2 separate regions of the Mus musculus genome follow, and region 2 is linked to region 1. Evidence: chromatin loops called from intact Hi-C (ENCODE). Cell type or tissue: heart. All regions are shown on one strand. Each heading gives the region's core, and the rest is flanking DNA. Links, peaks and the distances in the headings are about the cores only. Region 1 has its middle 15 kb from the start of Gm46382. Region 2 overlaps Akt1 (thymoma viral proto-oncogene 1).

What was found. Hi-C counts contacts between places; a loop is a spot of excess contacts. Peaks named below come from ENCODE experiments on the same cell type or tissue, not always from the same donor. Only the 100,000 strongest peaks of a DNase experiment are listed, where the experiment ranks them.
Region 2: a loop joins it to region 1, with 4 times the contacts of the local background. A loop is called at or near these places in 33 of 42 quality-filtered maps.

What each region holds. Positions count from the first base shown.
Region 1 is chr12:112,702,551-112,711,849 of GRCm38, reverse strand. No RefSeq gene overlaps it. Among named protein-coding and RNA genes, the nearest start is that of Gm46382, 15 kb to the left of the region's middle. In heart, for the core only: a CTCF peak has its summit at 4,651 (motif pointing right); a DNase peak (open chromatin) is centred at 4,669; H3K4me3 peaks cover 865 bases; H3K27ac peaks cover 563 bases; H3K27me3 peaks cover 2,903 bases.
Region 2 is chr12:112,648,709-112,658,007 of GRCm38, reverse strand. Akt1 (thymoma viral proto-oncogene 1) reads left to right here. Exons shown (of 14, transcript NM_009652.3): 8 at 273-341; 9 at 615-740; 10 at 812-940; 11 at 1,017-1,231; 12 at 1,419-1,506; 13 at 2,779-2,881; 14 at 3,231-4,187. The coding sequence ends at 3,310. Siva1 (SIVA1, apoptosis-inducing factor) reads right to left here. Exons shown (of 4, transcript NM_013929.2): 4 at 8,856-9,028. The coding sequence ends at 8,971. Among named protein-coding and RNA genes, the nearest start is that of Mir6939, 6.0 kb to the left of the region's middle. In heart, for the core only: a CTCF peak has its summit at 4,676 (motif pointing left); DNase peaks (open chromatin) are centred at 1,628, 4,342, 4,667 and 8,436; H3K27ac peaks cover 3,054 bases.

The sequences.
Region 1 (9,299 bases), core at 465-8,464:
AGCCCTGGCTGTCCTAGAACTCACTCTGTAGACCAGGCTGGCCTCGAACTCAGAAATCCACCTGCCTCTGCCTCCCGAGTGCTGGGATTAAAGGCATACGCCACCACCAGCCCTAATTTATCTATTTTATCTAACATTTTAAAATAAGCGATTGTCACTCCTTGCAGTCACAACTCCTGGCCATGTGGTCTCTTCTCTAGAGTGGCAGATTTGAGGAGAGGATAATTTTGCCCAGGAGTAACCACATGTCCCTCCTGGGTATTACAATGATAAAATATCCAAGGCAGGCTGCTTTATAAAGAGAGGGGGTTTATCTGGGCTCACAGTTTTGAAAGTCAAATCTCTAGGTTCATCTTGTAGCTTCTTGATGTCGAGTCCTTAGGTAGCCCTGGCCCCCACCCCATGGTAAGAGATAGGGAGCATACATGTACATACTCTGGTCCAATGCCCACGCTGGTCTCCTTATAAAGCCACAGGATTCAGCTGCACACTCAACCTCCTGACGTTGTCCAATCCTAGAGAACTGGTGTAGGCCCCATCTCTGCAGCGAGGTGAGATTTCTGCCCCCTTTCACTCACGTACGGAGATTATATGTCATCACGTCTATCCTTGGGGCATTCCACACAGCAGACCTGCAGACCACGAGCCAGATAGCGCAGAGTCTCCCTGGCAGAGCTTGCCAGAACCTGCCACAGGGGTCATGCCATCTATCAGGGGTAGGCCCTGGGCAAGAAGGCCAGACGAACTCTGAGATAGGGCTTGAATATTAAGCAAGTTTTGACCAACCCTAAAAGACTGAACTAAAGAGCATATGTGTGGTCACAGTGAAATTATGCCAACAATGGGGGGGTTGACACCCACCTACAAGATAGTTCTTGGCTATAGACGGGAAGGTTCTGGGAGTGTAAGACCATCAGCTCTCTCACCCCATGATTTGTCTGCCTTCCACTTTCATGGCAATCCCTTGAGGGTCCTGCTAGTACCTCCTAGTACCACTTAACCCCACAGCTGCTAGTACCTCCTAGTACCACTTAACCCCACAGCTGCTAGTTCCTCCTGGTACCACTTAACCCCACAGCTGCTAGTACCTCCTGGTACCACTTAACCCCACAGGGGCTAGTACCTCCTGGTACCACTTAACCCCACAGCTGCTAGTACCTCCTGGTACCACTTAACCCCACAGGGGCTAGTACCTCCTGGTACCACTTAACCCCACAGCTGCTAGTACCTCCTGGTACCACTTAACCCCACAGCTGCTAGTACCTCCTGGTACCACTTAACCCCACAGCTGCAGGGACAAGTTTTCACCTTAGGTGTCTGTGGAGCCAGGGGCATGGCATTCAGACTCTTTCCGGTGATTGCAAGAACTCATGCTGAGCACAGATCTCTAGCTGAACCAAGTGTGCACAGTGCAGCTTGACTTGGCTCCTCTGGGGTCCTGGAGGCTTCATCTTCTGCCGCCTGACTTGCAGTTTGGAGCTTCATACACTTCATCAGCTAAAGGGTTTGGGCTATCCCATAGGTCCTAGAACCTCCAAGCAAATATTAAAGCCTCTGGCTCGGGGCAGAGTAGCTTATGTGTCCTTCAGGGCCCTAAGCCTAGGTGGCTGAGTGAAGATCTTCTGTACGAGAGGCTGTCCTCTGACCCCACAGCACAGGGAAGGGAACCTGTCACCCACCAAGCTTGCAGCATCTCTTTGTCTGGATTCTAGGGTGCCCTCCGCTCCGCTATGGAGGTTTGACACTCCCAGGACAGTTCTCTGCCACAGTCTGAAGTGAGTCAACAGAGAGTTCAAGGAAAAGAGAGTTTCTCGTTTATTATCAGGATAAAGATGGTAGACCCTGGAAGAGTGGGGACAAGTCTCTGCCCTCCCCTCATTTTGCTTAAGACATTTTGTGCATATGTGTGCCTGCTTGTCTGTCTAATGTGCCACATATGTGCAAGTCTCCATAGAGACCAGAAGAGGGCGTCAGATCTCCTGGAGCAGGAGTTACAGGACACTGCCAGCCAGCACGGGGTGCTGGGAACTGAACTTGGATCCTGAGCAGCCAGTACTCTTAACTGCTGAGCCAACTTCCCAGCCAGTTTGAAAACATTGCTTTTTTTTTAGAACAAAAAGGGATTTTTTTTTAATTGAAACAAAATTTTTTAAATGTTTTGTATTGAGATGAGGTCTCAGTGTATACCATTCTGGCCTTAAAATCACAGAGACCCACTTGCTTCTGCCTCCCAAGTGCTGAGGCTAGAGGTGTGTGTCACCATGCCCTCTTTTGTCTGCCTCTTGAGTGCTGGGATTACATGTGTGTACTACCATATCTAGCTTAAGATACTTTTTTCTAGTATGCATATGTGGTATGGGTACATGCGTGTATATGCGTGTTTGAATGTGTGTGTGTGGCCCCTGGTTTGTTGGGTGTCTTCCTCAGTTGCTTCCATATACTGAGGCTGAGTCTCTCACTTGAACCCAGAATGCTCTGATTTGGCTAGTCTAGTCATCCCCTGCTTCTGGGATCCTCAGTCGCTGTCTCCAGTGCACAGGTGGGCTGCCACACCCACTCAGCTTTTATGTACGTGCTGGGGATCAGACCCCCAGTGCTGATGCTCCTGTGGCAAGCACACACTTGCTGAACCATCACCCTAGCTCCTAAGATACCTTTTAAAAATCATGGGGCTAGCCCTGAATCCCTAGGCTCAAGTGATCTTCCAGATCCAGTTCCCTTGGGATCCAGAGCTACAAGTGTCTGATGCTATGTACTGCTTAATGTTTGAGCACAGTCTGTGTGCTATTAAGAAACATATTCCACAGAGGCAGGCGGATTTCTGAGTTCGAGGCCAGCCTGGTCTACAAAGTGAGTTCCAGGACAGCCAGGGCTACACAGAGAAACCCCGTCTCGGGGGGAAAAAAAAAAACCCAAACCAAATCAAAAACATATTCCAAAGAACCAGTATGCTCCAAGCAGTGGTAGAGCATGTCTGTAATCCTAGCACTCAAGAGGCAGAAGCAGGCAGATCTCTGAGTTAGAGGCCAGCCTGGTCGATGGCGTGAGTTCCAGGACAGCCAGGGTTACACAGAGAAACCCTGTGAAGAAGAAGAAGAAGAAGAAGAAGAAGAAGAAGAAGAAGAAGAAGAAGAAGAAGAAGAAGAAGAAGAAGAAGAAGAGGAGGAGGAGGAGGAGGAGGAAGAGGGAAGAAGAAGAAGAAGAAGAAGAAGAAGAAGAAGAAGAAGAAGAAGAAGAAGAAGAAGAAGAAGAAGAAGAAGAAGAAGAAGAAAGGGAGGAGGAGGAAGTAGGAAGGAAGGAAGAAAGAAAGAAAGAAATGAAGGAAGGAAGAAAGGAAGGAAGGAAGAAAGAGCAAGCAGCGAGCATGGATCAGTGTGTTAGTTTGAATGAAAATGCTGCCTCCTCCCGCCCCCGGGCTGGTATATTTGAAAAATTGGTTCCTAGTTGGTAGAATTGTCGGGGGGGGGGGGGGGGGAAGGATTGAGAGGTGTGGCCTTGTTGAAAGAGGTGTGTCACTGGTAGTGGGCTTTGAGTTTCAAAAGTCGGTTCAAGGCCCAGTCTTCACCTCGGACTTCGGATCAGGATGTAAGCGCTTAGCTATTTCTCTAGCACCCTGCCTGCCTGCCTGCCTGCCTGCCTGCTTGCTTCCCTCCAAGACCATCATGGACTCACCCTCTGAAACTGTGAGCAAGCCTCAAATTAAGTGTTTTCTTTTATAGGTTTCCTTAGCCGTGGTGTCTTTTCAGCATACGACAGTAACTAAGGGAATCCAGCAAGATAGCTCAGTCAGTGTGTAAGGGTGCTGGTGACCAACTTCACACATATGCCGCAGCACACCCACCCTACCCCTACAAATAAAACAAACAAACAAACAAATGCAATTTTAAAATAAGAAGCGGTATGACCTGTAGCCCCACATTCCAGTCTATACTTACAGCTCCTGAACTCAAGACCCCACCCAGATCCCTCTCTGTTCCTTATCTCCCACCAGGGAGCTGGTCCGAGGTTAATTCCTGTTCCTCCCCTCTGACATCTTCCCTCCCTACTGTCCCCTCCCCCTCCACGCAGGATCACCCTGCGCCACCGCCACCGTTTCACAGTGCCTCCTGACAGCAACCCTCCCTCCCATAGCCACTGGCTTTCACCGGGAGGAGTACCAGGCCCGGCACTCCTCAGCCTCCTGCTCTCTGATTCATATTCTCTGCAGAGGGTACAAAGATCTTCTCTGAAGCAAAGCCTCGCTGAGTCTCAGTCCTGCTTGAAATATAAAGATGCTCCCACCTTCTAGGTGACCCCCCTCCCTCCAGTCCCTCATCCGGTCCCCTCCCTTTGGTTCCTTGCTGCAGAGCAGGTCTTGGCTAATGCTGTTATTCCCCTCAGGTGAGGACTTATCTCTGCTCCGAGCCCCTCAGCTTCCGCAAACCCCCTCTCAGGCATCTGCTGCTATTCTAACTTATCGCTTTCGGAGTCCGGGGTGCTCAGGGTCTCTCGAGCCGTCAGACCAATGCAGATTTCATTGGCGTTCACATTCTCCCTAGAGTGCGGCCCTCGAGACAGTAGGGGTGCATGAGAGAAGTACTGGAGAGGAGACTGTAGGGAGCTAGGGGGAGCACCATCCAAAAGAAAGAGAGCTCTGGGCGTGGCGCAATTGCACCGTATCGCCGCCAGGGGTCGCGCTGGCCACTGGGACTCGGGCAAGGCGCGGAGCAGGGATGTGCTAGGTCTGCAGAGGGTTTTCTGTGTTAGGATCCTGGCTAGAGCTTCGACTGGACAGGACTGAGATAAACTGGTATCCCATCCAATGTCTCAGGCGCATAACTGGACAAAACCTTTTGCTCACGGCGAACCTTGACCATAGCACCTCCCCTTTTGCGAAGTCCTGCGAGGCGGCCACACCCCCTCGAGAGCCTTCTGGCTGGCCCATGTTCTCCTCCAGGCAGTAGGAGGTTAGAAGCCTGGTGAGATCCTGCCACTTTGAGGATGTGGCCACCTTGCTGTGCTGCGCCAACATCAAACCACACAGACAGGATTCATGTCTGTGGCCTTTTGCTGGAAAGTCCCCAGGAGCCACACTATCCCTCTATGCTCTCACCGTTAGCAGCTGACACAACGTTGACTTTTAATTAGACCAGAGAAATCTGCTTGCTTCATGAGTCCTATCCAGCAGGGCCCAGGGCCTTCTGGAATTATTCAGTCCCCAAATGAGCTACTCCAATATACTCCAAACACACTTGGCAAGACACCTACAACAGTTCCTTAAACACCTCTGCCAACACAGCAGTCGCGGCTCCAACCCACAGGTACAAAACCTCCTTACCCACATTGTCTGGACAGCCTATCCCACCCAAGCCTCCCACATTCTGTGCTCCAGCAGCATCCCTAGCCAGTCCCCAGTCACAAGAGTATGTTTTCATATGACCAACCCCTGACATCCACCTACGAAGACACCTTGGCAGCCTTCCCTCTCTTCCTTCCGAGATGGAAGGTAAGCTTGAGTAAGCCACCCGCTCTTGCTCCCCAATGGCACCTGCTAGTTGCTTGCTTTCATTACTATTTCTTAATATTTATTTATGTGTGTGAATGTTTGCCCATGTGTATGTATGTGGACCACGGACATGCATGGTGCTTGCAGAAGGGTCCAGGGTGACTTCCAGGTGGTTGTGAATTGCCACATGGGTGCTAGGAATAGAATTCTAGCTAGTTCTCTGTAAGAGCAGGCAGTGCTCCTAACCGATGAGCCACCTTCCAGTCTTACTTATTTGCTTTTAGGTGACTACTAGTGATTCCACTGAAGGAACCTTGATCTGTCACCTGGTAAGTCTCTCTGCAGCATGTTTGGCCAACTCAGGAATAAACTGTTACTATTTTGCAAAACTCCTAGCTTCATTGATTAGCAAACTGTGTAGGGAACAGGCAAAATGGGCCATTGAGTAATGAATGCTTCTTGCCATTCTCCCGCCCATCCATTCATCTACCCTCTGACCATCCACTCTTCCATTCACCCATCTAATCACACCTCCAGGCAGTACAGCTCTACAATGCCCCCAGTGTCTGTGGTGGACACTGCTTCCCAGAAGTACCCATTGGCTAGCCCTGGGGTGCAGAAGGAGCCCCAGGAGAAAGATCTTCTGAATGGGTTTGGAGGACTGGGTTGGCTTTTTTTTTTTTAAGATTTATTTATTTCATGTATGTGAGTACACTGTCACTGTCTTCAGACACACCAGAAGAGGGCATCGAGTCCCCATTACAGATGGTTGTAAGCTACCATGTGGTTGCTGGGAATTGAACTCAGGACCTCTGGAAGAGCAGCCAGTGCTCTTAACTGCTGAGCCATCTCTCCAGCCCTGGGGACTGGGTTGTTAACATCTGGTGGTGGCCCAGTGACCTTGCTGAAGGGACAGTGGGACACAGACAGTCACTGTGTGTGACAGTAAAGGTGCTTGTTCCTTCAGAGGTGGCAGAACGTGCTGAAAGGCAGGTTTGAGAATTCAGGGTCATCTGGGTAGTGAAGCTGTTGCTGTTCACCCCCATAGTGGTGATAACCCTTTGTCCCTCGTGTCCTAGGTAAGAGATGCAGGCTGGGTACAACTGTGCAGCCGGCTTTTGCATTGTTTGAGCAAGTCCCAAGGCCAAGGCCAGGGGACTTCCTGAGAAGGAATCGGGGCATTGGGGGACATGCATGACACTATCAGCTTTCAGCCCCCAGGTACACAGAGCCAATGTTATCATTTGATCTGGAAGTGCTCCCCACGGGCTTGGACCGTTCATGAGGCTGTGGAACCGATGTGGAACTGAGGTGCAGCGTGAGGAACACAGCAGTGGTTCTCAACCTTCCCAATGCTGTGTGACTCTTTAATACAGTTCCTCATGCGGAGGTGACCCCCGACCATTAAGTTAGTTTTGTTGTTGCTACTTCATAACTGTAAATTTGCTACTGTAGTGAATTGTCATGTAAATATCTGATATGCAGGATATCGGATATGTGATCAACCCTTGTGAAGGGGCGGTTCGTTCCCCCTTTCCCCTGCAACCCACAGGTTGAGAACAACAGGACATTGGGGGGGGGATCCTGGAGGTTGTACATCCTGTCCTCTGCTCCATAGCCCTTAATGGGAGCAGCCTCTTCGATCCCTCCCTCCATCATGATCTAATCTGCCCCATCATGCCTTCACTACCTCAGGGACTGAACCCTCCAAGTCTGTGAACAAAGTCAAACTTTCCTCTACTAAGTGGCTTCTGTCAGATATCGGATCATAGCACTGCATCAGTAACTATGGTGGCCTTGACCGTGGGACGAAGCCTTGTGATGTGTCTGGCCTTCCCTTGGATTGCGGCTGTGCACACTTGCTTTCCGTAGGCCCAGAGAGCCTCTGCTACCTCTCAGCCAACAATGAGAGTGTCCGAACACCTCTGATGTGCCGCCCTGGGAAGGCAGAGTGCTGGGGCGACAGGCCACGGGTCTGCCATGATGTTGGGAGCCAGAGCACTGCCTGAATGTCGCTCTGGGAAGGCAGAGTGCAGTCTAGGATAGGGGCCCCAGTCCATGTTGTTCTGGGTGAGAAACAGCGAGATCTGGGATGGGTGCTGTGTTTCTCAAACTCCTGTGTACCCAGAGCCAGTGGGAAACTCGAGGAGTTGAGAAAGGGGTTCCCATTCTCCTGTGCACCCAGACATTGCTGGGACCTCACGGAATTGGGAACAAGGGTCCATGGGGTGGAATCTGGCTTATCTCCAAGTGAGTGCCAGAAGTACTGAGGGGCTGGAAGAGAGGCCATCTATGGGAGGTCTGGGTGCAGCTCTTCAAAGACCTCCCCAGTCTTTGATGAAGGAGACAATCCTCGCTTATCCAAACTATTATTCATGGCAGATGAAAATGCATAGGTCAGCCGGGCGTGGTGGCACACGCCTTTAATCCCAGCACTCGGGAGGCAGAGGCAGGCGGATTTCTGAGTTCGAGGCCAGCCTGGTCTACAGAGTGAGTTCCAGGACAGCCAGAGCTATACAGAGAAACCCTGTCTCGAAAAACCAAAAAAAAGAAAAAAAAAAAAAAGAAAAGAAAAAGAAAAAAAGAAAATGCATAAGTCTTACTCAGGGTGGACCAGAGATTGAACACCTTTTGCAGGAAGGGATGCCCAGGAAGGGAAGCTCGTTGCCTAAACACTCGGGCCTATCTAGACATCTCATTAGCATGGAGAACTCTAGTTTTTTGTGCTGTTTAGGTGACTGTTGTCATGGTCCCCTTAGTGGTGTGTCGTGGTCACATGTTTCAGGACCAATAGTCTGGCCAGGAGCTGACTCTAATGCCTGCTGTTCTCAATTTTGAGATTTACTGGGGTTTTTAAATCTGCTTTGACCTTACCAGTTCTTCTGTCTGGTGGCATGGTTGCCCCACATGAGGGTCTCAGCCTCCCATGAGCGGAGTCTCTATGAGCCAAGTGCTCATGGACACATGAGTCTACTGCTCTGTGTTGGTTGGAGCCTGTGAGTCAGGCTCTTGTAAAGTCAAACTAAGGGGAGATCTCTGCACAGGCTGTGTGTTCTTGTAAGTGCACCCATGTAGCCACTGTGTAGCACCTGTGTTGCTACTTTGTGGGTTCTTCTTCCTTGCAACCTTTTCTTCCACCCTTCCAATCCCCTATCACTAGATAGGAGAGAAAGAAGAATGGAGGGGAAAGGAGGCAGTGTTATCATTAGATTACTTCCTGCTGGGTTGATTAAGGACACCAAGTTCCTGGGGGGAGTCCGGGAAGTTTGATCTTCACCATCAGATATCTAATTTCCTCCTCTCTCTCCTCCTCCTCCTCTTTCCCCTCCTCTTCTATGACTACTTAACAAACAGCGACCACCACCAACCAATCAACAACCCACACTGCCTCTTGGGACTCATTTATATACCCTCTTAAATGTCCCCAAAGTTTCAAATGTCACACGCTTGCAAAAACTATCTGTAGCAGGCAAAACCACGCCCCTGCTAGAGCACTGGGCAAACCAGTCAGCAGCTGTGGACAGCCTGAAGCAGCCCATGTCCCCACACCTGGGATATGAAAATTCTTAGATTCTTAGAATATTTTTGTGTTTTGAAAGAAACCAAAATTCCAAAATTGTCACTACATACCCATTGGAGTGCCTGTGTGGACATGGATCAAGCTTTACCACTAAGAAGTTTGCTTGGCTGGTAGATGTAAGGAGAACTACTGTTGGCAGCACTATCCCAGGACAGGTGGGTATGCATTGCATGAGGAAGCCAGCTAGGTATGAGTCAGAGAGTGAGCAAGCCAGGAAGCAGCGTTTGTCTGTGG
Region 2 (9,299 bases), core at 552-8,551, 54 kb after region 1:
CCAGTTCATAAGCTGTTGTGTCAACCTCCCCATCTGGAGGCTCTTGGGAACCCCAGAACTTGGTATAGTTAACTTCTAAGCCATCTTGCCCTGCAGTTGAACCTAGACCTCGTGTCTCTCATCTTAAAATCTACCAGTTGGCATGTGGCCTGCATCTGTAGCCCCTGCTGAGTTCTAGGCCAGCCTGGGCTACGGTGATACCCAAGATGTGCCCTGATCCATCTTGGGGTGGCAGTGTCACTGTGCTTAGGCTTGCCCTGCTTCCATTCCAGGCCCTCAAGTACTCATTCCAGACCCACGACCGCCTCTGCTTTGTCATGGAGTATGCCAACGGGGGCGAGGTAGGGCCACAGGCAGCTTCAGACCTGGGCACTTGATGGGTGAACTTGTCCCTCTGAGAGCTTTGAACCCTCTCTGTAGTACAGATCACTGGTGCTGCCAGCCCTGGCCATGTGAGCCTGTAGCTGCTCGTTTGGGGATGTCTTATTTCTGCTGAGTTGGAGTCTCGCAGTCTCCAGTTCTCTTTGGGGGCTAGTTCCTAACCTTCCCTCTGCCTGTGGGTAAGGGTTGGCGGGCCCTCACACAGGCCTTCCTCAGCGCGCTCCACCCCACAGCTCTTCTTCCACCTGTCTCGAGAGCGTGTGTTCTCCGAGGACCGGGCCCGCTTCTATGGTGCGGAGATTGTGTCTGCCCTGGACTACTTGCACTCCGAGAAGAACGTGGTGTACCGGGACCTGAAGGTGTGCTTATGGAGCAGGGCGGGTGGGGGCTGGGGGGTCTGGCCTCACTGACTGAGCGCCTTCCCACACAGCTGGAGAACCTCATGCTGGACAAGGACGGGCACATCAAGATAACGGACTTCGGGCTGTGCAAGGAGGGGATCAAGGACGGTGCCACTATGAAGACATTCTGCGGAACGCCGGAGTACCTGGCCCCTGAGGTGCTCTGCCACTTCCTGTGTGTTCCCTTACATCCTCCCACGCCCCGACACAACGCTGACAGAGTCCCCCATCTAGGTGCTGGAGGACAACGACTACGGCCGTGCAGTGGACTGGTGGGGGCTGGGCGTGGTCATGTACGAGATGATGTGTGGCCGCCTGCCCTTCTACAACCAGGACCACGAGAAGCTGTTCGAGCTGATCCTCATGGAGGAGATCCGCTTCCCGCGCACACTCGGCCCTGAGGCCAAGTCCCTGCTCTCCGGGCTGCTCAAGAAGGACCCTACACAGAGGTAAGGGCTGCCGGGGCTTCAGGCTCAGCCTCTAGACAGTGCTGCTGCCCACTGTACCCGCCACAGTCTCAGTCACATGTCGGGTGGGGTGGTCAGGCAGCTAGGGGTATCCCTACCCTGCGAGTATCCCCGTGACCTGTCACCTTGCACGCAGTGTCTGAGCCCTGGACCTGTCTCCTACCCACAGGCTCGGTGGGGGCTCCGAGGATGCCAAGGAGATCATGCAGCACCGGTTCTTTGCCAACATCGTGTGGCAGGATGTGTATGAGAAGAAGGTGTGCATCTGGCCACTGTGCCCATCTCTGGATCACATACGTGTGTGCATACATATAAACACTCTCACTCTGGCCACTGTGCCCATCTCTGGATCACATGTGTGCACACATGCAAACACTCCTGTTTTTGCTGGCTCAGACACGCATGCTGGGCCCACAGCCTTGTGTAGTCACATGCCCCCACAGAGCCACAGGGTTGTGCACAGCCTTCTCGCTCGCACAGAAGAGGGTAGTATGCTGCCCTGCATACCTCGCACAGTCACCTGGCCTCTCCAGGCCCTCAATTGTGCCCCTGTTGCCTACACCTGTTGCTTGCTCCTGTCCTTTGCCTGGAGATCGCCTCATGTGCCCTATGATGAAAGCTAGCCGAGGGTGGGGGGTAATGTCTAGGTGTCTCCAACTCTAGGGCGAGCCTAATCCCATTCTGGGACGGCCCCTGCCCGTCTGGCACAGTGTAGGCCACTGCAGAGAGCAGAGCCCCTTGTACTCACCCCTAAGTGTGATTCTCTTCAGCTCCTAAGTACCCCTGGCCCAGGCTGATGAGGGACACAGCAGGTGGTCTCAACACTCTACCTTGATGTGTTGGGTGCCCTGTTACCCCCTGCCTTGAGTGTACCTTCTAGATAACACGGGGCCAGCAGCATGTGGGGGTGTGGATGGCATGCCTTTCCTGCCCACACTCAACTAGAGATCCCATGAAGTCCGCATTGCCCTCACACCAGATTTGGGAGGGATGGCAATTGAGGGTCCTTGCCTGTGAGACCCAAAAGGATGTTAGCAGCCTCCAGTGCATACACCACTCTGCAGCTTATCTTCTTCATGGGCTGTCAGTGAGGCAGGCGAGCTCACCTGAAGACTGCTTTGAGTCCTGCCACAGCTGTGGTGGTGCCACTGTGTGCCTTTAGTCCCAGCACCTGGGAGGCAGGAGCAGGTGGATCTCTGAGTTTGAGGCCAGCCTGGTTTACAGAGGTAGTTCCTAGGGCTACACAGAACCCCAGTTTCAAAAAATGGAAAGGGAAGAAAAAAAAAAAAACTCAGAAGGGAAATGACAACCAGAGAACGGAGTTCCCACTGCCTGGAGGTGGGCAGTCACTACCCTCTCGTCACTTTGGGCATCTCTGGGCTTGCTCTCCCCTGCCTACACTGCCCTACCCAGTTCCATCTCCTAGAGCTGTTCCCTAGTGCTAGTGCCCACCCGATAAGGTCAGTATTGCCCAGAGAGGATGGAGGGATTGGAACCCAGTAGTAACCAGGCCTTCTGTTGCTCCTCAGCTGAGCCCACCTTTCAAGCCCCAGGTCACCTCTGAGACTGACACCAGGTATTTCGATGAGGAGTTCACAGCTCAGATGATCACCATCACGCCGCCTGATCAAGGTGAGGCCACCCCACTCCATGGCCCCTCAGTGTCTGGCTTGCACTCCTGCTTTTTTTGGGGGGGAACTGGAGTTAACAGGTGGTTGTGAGTAGCCACGTGGGCACTGGAACTGAACCCGGGTCCTCTACCAGAGCAGCCAGTGCTCTTAACCACTAAGCTCTCTCTCAGCCCCAAAACTAAAAGAATCAAACAAACCCTTTGGAGGGTGGTAGCAGCTTGGCGGGGAGGGAGGGAGTGTTCTGAGGGCCAGAGTCACTGCCCCCTCACAGGGCCCCCTTGTATCCTCTGGCATGTGTCAGGTGGGCGGGCTGTTTCTAGAGATGGTCTGAGCCCTCCTGTGGCCCACAGATGACAGCATGGAGTGTGTGGACAGTGAGCGGAGGCCGCACTTCCCCCAGTTCTCCTACTCAGCCAGTGGCACAGCCTGAGGCCTGGGGCAGCGGCTGGCAGCTCCACGCTCCTCTGCATTGCCGAGTCCAGAAGCCCCGCATGGATCATCTGAACCTGATGTTTTGTTTCTCGGATGCGCTGGGGAGGAACCTTGCCAGCCTCCAGGACCAGGGGAGGATGTTTCTACTGTGGGCAGCAGCCTACCTCCCAGCCAGGTCAGGAGGAAAACTATCCTGGGGTTTTTCTTAATTTATTTCATCCAGTTTGAGACCACACATGTGGCCTCAGTGCCCAGAACAATTAGATTCATGTAGAAAACTATTAAGGACTGACGCGACCATGTGCAATGTGGGCTCATGGGTCTGGGTGGGTCCCGTCACTGCCCCCATTGGCCTGTCCACCCTGGCCGCCACCTGTCTCTAGGGTCCAGGGCCAAAGTCCAGCAAGAAGGCACCAGAAGCACCCCCCTGTGGTATGCTAACTGGCCCTCTCCCTCTGGGCGGGGAGAGGTCACAGCTGCTTCAGCCCTAGGGCTGGATGGGATGGCCAGGGCTCAAGTGAGGTTGACAGAGGAACAAGAATCCAGTTTGTTGCTGTGTCCCATGCTGTTCAGAGACATTTAGGGGATTTTAATCTTGGTGACAGGAGAGCCCCTGCCCTCCCGCACCCGCTCCCGCGTGGTGGCTCTTAGCGGGTACCCTGGGAGCGCCTGCCTCACGTGAGCCCTTCTCCTAGCACTTGTCCTTTTAGATGCTTTCCCTCTCCCGCTGTCCGTCACCCTGGCCTGTCCCCTCCCGGCCAGACGCTGGCCATTGCTGCACCATGTCGTTTTTTACAACATTCAGCTTCAGCATTTTTACTATTATAATAAGAAACTGTCCCTCCAAATTCAATAAAAATTGCTTTTCAAGCTTGTGGTTTGCTTTCTGGTGTGGAGCGTCACAGCCTTGTTAGTGGGTGGGAGGTGAAGGGGTGTGGCTGGGGTCACATCAGGGTGGGTCCTGGGAACTGGTCCCTGAGGCTCCAGGGGATGTCGTCCTCATGGCAGGACACTCCTGACAGAAGTGGGAGGATCTTGACTGTCTCTGGAGTCTACTCTTGCAGTGACCCTCCCTGGCCATCTAAGACACCTGCCAGCCCCAGCTGTCGTGTGTCTGGCAGAGCAATAAGCCAGGCCCTGATACCAGGAAGGATAATGCGCTGGCGATACAGTTCAAAAAGGCTCAGGAGGCTTTGGTTGAGGTGACATAGCACATCTGTGACTGAACAGAACTGGGGACTGTTCTGGGTCTGGACAGAGGTGACAGGAACCAAGGTCACTCTAGAGTGTCTGCGATCCTGAGTCCAAGCCGCCACCAAGATATACTGAGTATGTTGCTGGTGACACCTGGTGACTACTGGTGGAACTGCAGCAAGCAACAGCAACTGCTCAGCAAAACATTTAGAGGCCTCCAGCCAGATGGCCTCCCCTAAGGCATGGACTACACATATACAGAGCCTAGTGGCTGGTGGCCTTGCTGGGATGGTGTCTGACTCCTGCAAAGTTAGGGTGGGTGATGATCTGGACCTCTGGAAAATAAGAATATCCACTTCTATAACAGCCAAAGATTTTCTCTAGATGACCACAAGCCCTCTGGAACCGTACACAGCATTGCCTACTTTGGGTTTGTTTGTTTGTTTGTTTAGAGACAGGGTTTCTCTGAATAGCCCTGGCTGTCCTGGAACTCACTTTGTAGACCAGGCTGGCCTCGAACTCAGAAATCTGCCTGCCTCTGCCTCCCAAGTGCTAGGATTAAAGGCGTGCGCCACCACTGCCCAGCACTTACTGACTTTGAAGTAAGATTTATAGACAACACCGGCTGGGTAAACACCTTTAGTCCTAGCACTTGAGTTCAAGGCCAGCAAGGTCAATGTAGCAAGATCCAGTCAGGAGGGAAGAGAGGGAGGGAAGGAGGAAGGAAGGAAATAAGGACTGTAGTGCTTTCTGTGGCCCTCAGACTTAGCACTAAATCTTACCTAAAGTGGCTGAAACGTAGAAACAAACACAGCTAAAGCCAGGGCTGGGCCGGCTACAGGCTGCTCTTTCCACAAGACCCCTCAGGTATGTGTCTCTAGTACAGAGGAGGGAGCCCTGAAGTTGTGCCCTCAACACAGAGGTGGGCAAAGCTCTCTTCCTGAGCCCACTGTTACTCATGAAAGCTGCCCAACATGATCATTGTAGGTGAGAGCGGACATCTAGGGAATGCTCTTGGGAAGTGGTACCCTCTCCCCGAAGACAGGCCTGGCCTAGCCTGAACCACCAGAGCAGATAGGGGATAGACCCTGTGGCCATGGTAGGGTCTGGTAAGCTTAAATGAGGTAAGTAATTCATAAGGCAGGAAGTAGAATGGTGCTTGCTAGGGTGGAGATCGGTGGGAATGAGGTGTGTAGCCACTTGATGACTATAGTTTCCATTTAGGGAAATGACCTACACTAAGGCCAAGAAAGGAGGGAGCAAAGTTTACTATTTGTCTTATGGGAACCGAGTTGAAACAAGACCTTTTGAGTTCTGTTCTAGGATATAGTTAAGTGTTTGTAGTATAGCACTAGAGAGATGTGAGCAAACACCTATTCACCCCAGCTAAGGAACCAATGACAGCAGAGTACAGATACCACCAAAGCCCGACCTGGAGGACCAGTGAGTTTGACAGTGGCATATGAGAATATAGGTTGTTTACAGGAACAGAGATGACTCAGAAGACAGCTGCATTGCCAAGGCATGGGTGACAGCTCACAAAAGCATACCCCAAAACAAACTACAGGCAGCTGAACAGGCTAGAAAGTGATCTGAGCCTCGAGGCAGCTCAGCTGATCTGAGAACGTTTGGGAGGGGAAGCCCTAGTGAATGTGGTCAGTTTCAGGGACTTCCTAAAGCCCTCAAGTTTGCTTGCTGAGCTTAAGGAGCTTCCCTGCAGGAGTGTTCTACCATGCCCCACCCTCACCATCCTGTGTCTTAAAGAGCTCTCCAAGATGGAAAACTGCTACGCAACAGTAATGGTGACAATGGCTTTGTCAGGCATGGCTTTCACCACAAAGGAGAGGCCAGGCAGTCTGCATTAGGAGAGGGAGGCCTACCTACGGAGCATGAAGATGGTGGTGAGGATCCTGCCCATATCCCTTCTTTTTTGTTTGTTTTGTTTTGTTTTTTTCGAGACAGGGTTTCTCTGTGTAGCCCTGGCTGTCCTGGAACTCACTTTGTAGACCAGGCTGGCCTCGAACTCAGAAATCTGCCTGCCTCTGCCTCCCAAGTGTACCAAAGTGTATTAAAGGCGTGTACCACCACCGCCCGGCTTCCATATCCCTTCTTTATTGGGAATGGGGACTGCTTCTTGTTCCCTCCCTTGCTCTCAACAACGTGATTAATTAACACCATCAAGGATGCTTTGATCCACTGGCAATCTGCTGTGCAAACTTTGGCTATCCTAGCTCTCATCCCCCAGTCTTCTCGATCCTTTTCACAAGCTCTCTCAATCTCCTCCCACACCACAGGTGGATGCTCAGCAGGCAGGGTTCTCAGCAGAACCTGGGTTCATCTCATCCCCTCTGGGGTTATCATCTGACGCTGGGTGCTGTCCAATATCTAAGTACTTTGTTCTTTTTTTAAAGTTGGCTAGGGACCGGGGCATCTGTTGGCAAAATGCTTGCCATGTAAGCATGCCCCAAGTTTGGCCCCCACAATTGTATTTACAAAGCACAGCGGTGGCATTGGTTTACACTCCTAATGCTAGGGAGGCCGACGCGGGGCGGGGGGCCTGAGGCTTGCTGTCCACAGTTTAACTTAATCCGTGAGCTCCAGGCCAAATGGGGCCTAGCCTCAAAAGCCAAACCACCCACAAACCAAATAAAACCCAAACAACACCAAGTAGATTGCTGGCTCCACACATGCAAACTCAGGCATGCACCCCACACTGACATGCACACTCAAATACACTCCCCGCTACCTCATGGCTGGATGCTGGGCAGATTACTACAAGTCTGTGACATGTAAGATGTCATTTGAAGCTACGTCACAGCTCTCAGGAATCTGCATGGCAGCTGGAAGGAATAACAAGCATCCATCTGTATTCTCTATGGTGGATCAGAAAAGCCTACAGGGCTGTGCAGTAAGGACTAGGATGCTTCTGAGCCCAACCCAGAGAGACATAAACGAACATACAAACACCCAGAGGAAGGGCCTCCAGCCAAGAAGGGAGCCAAGAAGGTCTAAGGTGAAAGAAAGCATGTTGAGCATGCTGGGAGGTAGACTGAACCCCCAGCGGGGCAGGAAGCAGGAGAGGTAAAGTCTGGTGTTTATGAGAGAGGGCAGCCTGAAGGTGTTGGGGACTGGGCAATGATTCCCACTGGTGACAGAGATGGGCTAGCTACAGCAGAAGCTCATAGTACAAAGACTCTAGGCCAGGATAAAACAGCACCAGAAGCCATGGGATGGGTGTGGGGTACGGTCAGGGTTTGCTTTGGCCACCAACAGCCAGCTCAAGTGGCTTAGTGGCTTCAAGCCAGCTAATCGAGTCAGGTGTGGTGGCGCACGCCTTTAGTTCCAAAACTCAGGAGGCAGAGGCAGGTGGATCTCTGAGTTCAAGGACAGCCAGGGCTACACAGTGAGCCCTTGCCACAAAGAAAATTAAATAGACAGACAAATAGACAGACTCCAGTTAGGATCCCCAGATTCCATTTTCAGAGCCGCAGTCGCTGGCCTATCTGGGTGCCCTGCCCCGCCCCACCCCCAGCAAGGCTACAGCAGCTAACTGCTACCTTGGGCCCTAATGGGCCCAGCTCCTGGTCACTACCTACAGACCACCAGCTTCCACACTTAAAACCAGCCAGAGTCCCATTATCCACAGCAATAAGGGAACTTCCCAGGTGCGTAAGGCCTTTCCCCACCTCAGCCCTCTCTAGCCTCCTGCTCACGTAGGGCCTCTGGGCCAACTTTTCAGTAGTATAGGGAAACTTGAACCAACCCCATCTAGGACAGCACCTCCTCGATATGTATGGGAACTAACCGTAGTTGTTCTTAGAGATCAGGACAAGGAGACCTCTGCCCTATCTACCCAGCCAACCACTTGTAAGTAGGAGACCCAGGTGGCTGCAGTGACTGGCCCACCATTATCTTCCAGGCCATGTTACCTCCTGTGAACTCCTTAGAGCCCTGCATAAACTACCTCTGAAGATATGGTGAGGACTGTCACAACCACACAGGACATTCCACAGGGCCAAACCCCTGGAGGACAAGGGCTCATTAAATCACCTGGAACCCAGCAGTGTAGGTATTGATGGCTGCCTATGTGACTGACAGTGGCAATTCAGTGCCTGAGGTTGTCTAGCACGCAGGTGACCATTCTGCAGTCTGACTCCTGGAGTCCAGCTGCTTCCTCTTACAGCTGAGGGAGGACAGGAAGGAACTTGCTGGGTCTGGCTTGCCTGTTAGATGTGGGTAATAAGCAGGGGTCTCAATGCCAAGACAGCTGAGCTGCACGCTGCTGCGAGGGCTTGCCCCTGCAGCCGTCACTGCCACCCTAAGAACGGTTAACAGATGGAAGGGAGGGAGTCCTTGTGCAAATATAAAGAGGTTTATTCACTTGTTACTGGGTATAAAACATAACATATAAAAAGCCACCTTCTCTCTCTTTAGTGTGAACATCTTGTGCTGTCTGTGGCCACCTCAGGCTTCAAACATAGCACAGCTGGTGCACAGTGTCTTCTCACCATCGTCGGCATAGCTGCACAGTTGGTGGGAGAGAGAGAAGATACCTAAGTAGCTGAATGCATCCCCTCTCACTGAGGCCCTAATCGCATCACACATCAGAATGGGAACTTGTCTGAAGACAGACTCAGGTGATAGGCATTTCAGGGACAGTTTGGGGACACCACTGTCTCTGGAAGGAGGCCTAGCATGCAAACATCCTGTGGGTCTTGCATCTTGGTTCCAGGCCTTTGTGGTTTACCAGACGGGTGAGATGTCATAAGAGACACACAGGAGTGACATGAAGA